Linked DNA regions of Homo sapiens: region 1 is linked to region 2. A link is a contact called in ENCODE Hi-C or POLR2A ChIA-PET data. All regions are on one chromosome and are shown on one strand. The core of a region is the stretch at or near the end of the contact, and the rest is flanking DNA. Distances in the headings are between cores, read along the strand shown. Region 1 has its middle 80 kb from the start of GMPS. Region 2 holds the start of C3orf33 (chromosome 3 open reading frame 33).

Region 1 (2,700 bases), core at 83-2,582, 140 kb before region 2:
TCAATTTCCTTGGCATGAGACAACCAACCTCAGGTATTTACCCAGACAAATGATGTCCACGCCACTTCAGTACTAAACAAAACTGTCAAGGTCATTATAAACAAGTCTTAGAAATTGTTACAGACAAGGGGAGACTGAAGAGACATGAAAATTAAATGTAATGTAGTGTCCTGGATGGGATCCTAGAACAGAAAAAGGACATTAGGAAAAATCTAGTGAACTATTAATAAAATGTGCCTGGTTACTAATGCACAAATATGAGTTCCTTAACTGTTATAAATGTACCACACAGTAATGCACCCAGGCCTGTCTGACTCTACAGTTCGTTCTTTTAGCCACCAAAGCACACTGCCTCTCTATAACCCTAATTATGGAAGCTGAGCCTGCCCTCATGTTGGAGGCTTATCTCTGTCTCATCCAGGCCCGCTACTGAGATCCCAGGAGGCCTCATCAAAAAGCTGCATGAGTTAATAAAGGAAACATCACTCCCTCCATAGCTCTGTCTAAAGCAGAATCAAAGTATCTGAGAACTTCATTATGACTCTCTTCTGTTTCAGTATAATGAGGTGACTGAAGCACGGAGTGGGAATTCAAATGTTGGTTAAATAAGTAAATGAATTAGCTTCTGAAGGCATTAAATTGCTCTTTTCTTCAAACACTTAAAAAGTTAGAATAAGAACACTTTAAAAGTTCTAAAACTCTTTTTAGAACTCTGCTTTCTAAAAGACCTCTAAGTTTGAAAAATCAGTCCCTATGATCTGATACAGATTAGCTTGAAGGGGGAAGAAAAACTTTTTCAGGTGATGTTTGTCTGCTAAAAGGACGCTGGTCTTTCTAAGAAAGAAGCAGAATGAGTTTATTTTTAAAGTGAACTTGATGGGGGGAAGGAGAAGCAAAGGCATATAAACAATATAGCAATGACCCAAGACATAGACAAGACTGACCAATGGAAAAAGGTATTTGCTCTCAAATGTGCTAGGAGGGGGCTGGGGGAAGTCTACCCTGACCATTAGGATCCTCAGGGCAGGCCAGCAGGCAGTCTAATATGGTGGTAAGTGCTCCCAGGCAGGAGTCCCAAGACGGGAGTTTTCTTTGCAGCTCCAGCTTTAACCAGAGTGCAATCTTTCCACTGCTGGAAACTTAGTTGCCCTATGGGATAAAACTAAACGCTTTTCCTGGGTCCTTACCAATTCCCATGTTTTAGAAATCTGAAAGAACTAGAGATAAGCCTCAAATAACCTTGAGGCCGATAGTGTATTTCCTCCCCCACTCACACTATGTCTGGGCTGAAGTTATCAAGAAATAAAACTAGGCCGGGCGCGGTGGCTCACGCCTGTAATCCCAGCACTTTGCGAGGCCAAGGCGGGCGGATCACGAGGTCAGGAGATCAAGACCACGGTGAAACCCCGCCTCTACCAAAAATACAAAAAATTAGCCAGGGGCAGTGGCGGGCGCCTGTAGTCCCACCTACTCGGGTGGCTGAGGCAGGAGAATGGCGTGAACCCGGGAGGCGGAGCTTGCAGTGAGCTGAGATCGCGCCACTGCACTCCAGCCTGGACGACGGAGCGAGACTCCATCTCAAAAAAAAAAAAAAAAAAAGGAAATAAAACTATAGTCAACCCTTGTGTATGTAAGGTTCCAGGACTCCCGTGTATTCCAAAATCCACGCATACTCAGGTCCTCCAGTAAGCCCTGAAGAATCTGGGTATATGAAAAGCCAATCCTCCCTCCATAGGTTTCATATCCTGAAAATGCTGTTTCTCCATCCACATTTGGTTGAAAAAAATCCGGGGATATGTGAACCCACGCAGTTCACACCCATGCTGTTCAAGAATCAACTATAGCTTGTGTTTTCATGCCTTTCCTTCTCAGTGACAAAGGAGTAGTTCAATAGCTAGGCAGTAAGAAGACAGAGGGCACGGGGCATAATTAGGCCTGCATAGCTTTCAGATGGATAGATACCAAAACGCACTTTAAACTTATAATTGGACCAAGTCATACTATGCTAGCTTCAACAGCTTGCACTTCACCAATTCATATACCCTATTTTTGTTTTTCCTAGGAAACCACAAAGATCTAAAAGAATACAAAAAAAAAAAAAAAAGAAAGAAAGAAAGAAAGAAAACAAAAACACGAAACCTGACTTCACTTATTTTCCCCCAGATATTGGTGCTGCAAATTTATTTTAAATGGAGGCAGGCTGGCTTTTTACTAAAAGATGAAGAAAAGGAACCAATTAAAATAGAAACTTCTTCCCAGGTAGAATCAGAAATAAAGCAGGGAAGGTTTTGTGCCTCACTAGAGCAAGGGGGTCGGGGAGGGTGTGGGGGAGGGGTGCACTGGAGGAGGTGGAGATTTGGGAGGTGTTTAACTCTTGTGCTAAGAGAACTCAGGTAAACCTTAACATTATTTCTTAACTATTAAACCAGGATGATGAGTTTGATTATCCTAAACTGCAAAACTGAACTCAGATTTTTTCCTTCTGTCACGCACATTTTCAACACTTGCAGCCTCATTTAACGTCAACTTACATTCCTTCATCTGTGGATCCTTTGCTCTCTGGCTTGGTTCTTTTGGATAATAATGCCAAGTTCCTACCCATCACAGGAATCGTGATTGGAATCCACCAGCCCAGCACCCTGTACTCTGGTGCCCCAAGTGATTACATGTGAGCCTCCCAGAAAGAACAAATATTGCTCT
Region 2 (2,700 bases), core at 68-2,567:
CCCAAAGTGCTGGGATTACAGGCGTAAGCCACCACGCCCGGCTGTTATTTACTTTCTATTGGCTATAACACAGAGACAATACACTCCTTGAAGCCACCACTCATAATATGTATTGTTAGGAATACAACATAGTCTGTTTTGACTTTTAAAGGTAATATTTGCATAAAGTAAAAAAAAAAAAAAAACTCCAGTAGTATAATTGCACTCTCCAATATAATAGCCACTAGCCATATGTGACTAAATTAATTAAAATTAATAAAGTTAAAAATTCAGTTCCTTGATTTCAGTAGCCACATTTCATGCAGGCAATACCCACATGAAGCTACAGGACATTTCTATCACTGAAAAATGTTTATTAGAGGTGGCAGATTGTGAAACCTCTTGCCCTTTCCTACCTTCCGTTTCCCGGGGTAGTCACTGTTACTAGTTTCTTGTATAGTATTTAGTATTTATTTATTTTTTTAGATGGAGTCTTGCTCTGTTACCCAGGCTGGAGTGTAGTGGCACGATCTTGGCTCACTGCAACCTCCGCTTCCCAGGTTCAAGCGATTCTCCTGCCTCAGCCTCTTGAGTAGCTGGGATTATAGGCGCATACCACCAGGTTCAGCTAATTTTTGTATTTTCAGTAGAGACGGAATTTCGCCATGTGGGCCAGGCTGGTCTCGAACCCCTGACCTCAAGTAATCCGCCCGCCTCGGCCTCCCAAAGTGTTGGTATTACAGGCAGGAGCCACCACACCCGGCCTCAATATATATTTTTATTACATAAATGTTACCATATTATTTGCACTGCTCTGTATCTAATTTTTGTTTTATTTAAAATGTATTAACTACTGTTTTCTAACAGCTCAAAGATTTAGAGCATGTGATATTAGGCTTTCAGAGCAGCTCTTAAAACTTTAAAGCACAATTTGAATATAAGAAATATGCATAGGTTTCAAGGACAGGTCGTATTTGGTTAAAAAATATGCATATGCTGTTCCTTGGGAGCAGGTGGAAGGAATGAATTACTTCAATTTCCTTCCTTGTGTGGCACCTGCGAAAACCACGTTGCAGCTGAGTGAATTGAAGTCACCAGCTGACAATCATCCTACTAGCTTGATAGGGAATGCTTCAGCCCCCACAGTGCTGCTCAGAGATCTCCTGCATCGTGGAATCACCCTGCATAAAAGCGGTTGGGGCACTGTTAAGACGTCTGATATCTGGGGCCCGCCCACTGGCGACTGCAGGTCGCGGGGCCACCCCGGTCCGCGGGGAAGGGGACCCCGCCGCCTTCCCGAGGTGAGCGGCGCCCCCTGCCGCCAGCCGGAGGAGCTCAGGGCCGCTCGCAGGAGGCCGGGAACATGGCGGGGCAGCCCGCGGCCACCGGCTCGCCGTCTGCCGACAAGGACGGAATGGAGCCCAACGTCGTGGCTCGGATCTCGCAGTGGGCAGACGACCACCTGCGCCTAGTCCGGGTACTGGGGCCACGCAGTCTGGGCGGGTGGTGGGCGCGGGGCGGCACAGAGCGACCCTGAGAACAACGTGAGGCCTCAGGCGTGGATCCCGCCGGGGCCGGGGAGCGACAGAAAACTGCGGGGGAATGAGCTCGAGAGGGCGACATCGCGAGTGTCGTGTGTGCGGGGCTGCAGAGGGCCGGGGGCGGGCCAGGGGGCCAGTTCGGCCTCATTATTACAAGGACTGTTCTGGATCCTTGCTGGGCTGTAGGGGGCACCTCAAAGGGTGAGACGCAGCCCAGCTCGGGGATGCCACCTGGTCCATTAGAGCATTTGGGGAGGGCCCAGAGAGGAGACCGAGGAAGAGCAGGGAAGTCCTGTACGCCTTGGGAGAGAGCATTTCTAATTTTTATTTATTTTTAATTTTATTTTTTAGGGACACGGTATTCCTCTCTGGCCCAAGCTGGAGTGCAGTGGCACGATCATAGCTCACTGCTGCTGCTCCACCCACTTCGGCCGAAAAGATCCTCCCACTTCAGCCTCCCGAGTAGCTGGAACCACAGGTTGCGTGCGCTACCCCATCGACTACTTTCTTTTAGAGTTAGAGACTGGGAGTCTTGCTATGTTGTCCAGGCTGTCCTCCAACTCCTGGCCTCAAGTGATCTCCCACCTCAGCCTCCCGAATAGATTTCTTTTTTTTGAGACAGGGTCTCCCTCTGTCACGCCTGGAGTGCAGTGGCACCATTATGTCTCGTTGCAGTCTCCACTTCCTGGGCTTAAGCAATCCTCCCACCTCAGGCTCCCGAGTAGCTAGGGCTACAGGCACTTGTCACCACACCAGGCTAATTTGTTTTTTGTTTGTAGAGGCAAGGTCTTCCTGTGTTGCCCAGGCTGGCCTTGAACTCCTGGTCTCAAGAGATCTGCCCGCCTCGGCCTCCCAAAGCACTGGGATTGTAGGCATCAGCCACTGGTGCCCTGCCTTTTTTTTTTTTTTTTTTTTTAAGTGAAGCACTAAGCCTCTGGAGTTGAAGCAAGAGAGGGACATGTTAGGCCACCAGGCAAGAGAGGGTTGTGGCTAAGACACAGAATTGTGGTGATATGAATTGTTTGGGTGTGAGGTACAAAGAAAGAGGTCCAAGGAGGCTGGTAATAGTTGCTGATAAGGAGAAGGAGTTGGAATAAATGATTTATTGGGGAAAATCTAGAGAACTTTTTGGACACGTACATGGAGATGTGCAAATTTGGAGATCATTATTAGACTTCTA

What was found. Hi-C counts contacts between places; a loop is a spot of excess contacts on that map. ChIA-PET counts read pairs that join two places held with the same protein, here RNA polymerase II (POLR2A). Pooled maps may share reads with other maps.
Region 1: a loop to region 2 is called in a map of Panc1, with 2.3 times the contacts of the local background. The contact joins the enhancer-like site here to the promoter of C3orf33 in region 2. A Hi-C loop is called at or near these places in 3 of 168 maps with a recorded cell type or tissue (Panc1, colonic mucosa and naive thymus-derived CD4-positive, alpha-beta T cell) and 2 of 50 pooled maps. POLR2A ChIA-PET finds 5 or more read pairs at or near these places in 3 of 52 experiments (A673, Caco-2 and GM12878).

Annotation. Positions count from the first base shown.
Region 1 is chr3:155,949,648-155,952,347 of GRCh38, reverse strand. No RefSeq gene overlaps it. Among named protein-coding and RNA genes, the nearest start is that of GMPS, 80 kb to the right of the region's middle. Within about 2 kb of position 1,332, at least 2 of the 41 ENCODE cell types and tissues checked have a DNase peak (open chromatin) inside an H3K27ac peak, as active enhancers do.
Region 2 is chr3:155,804,895-155,807,594 of GRCh38, reverse strand. It overlaps C3orf33 (chromosome 3 open reading frame 33), which reads left to right and starts at 1,317. Exons shown (of 5, transcript NM_001308229.2): 1 at 1,317-1,456. The coding sequence starts at 1,343. RefSeq lists a silencer at 1,033-1,382.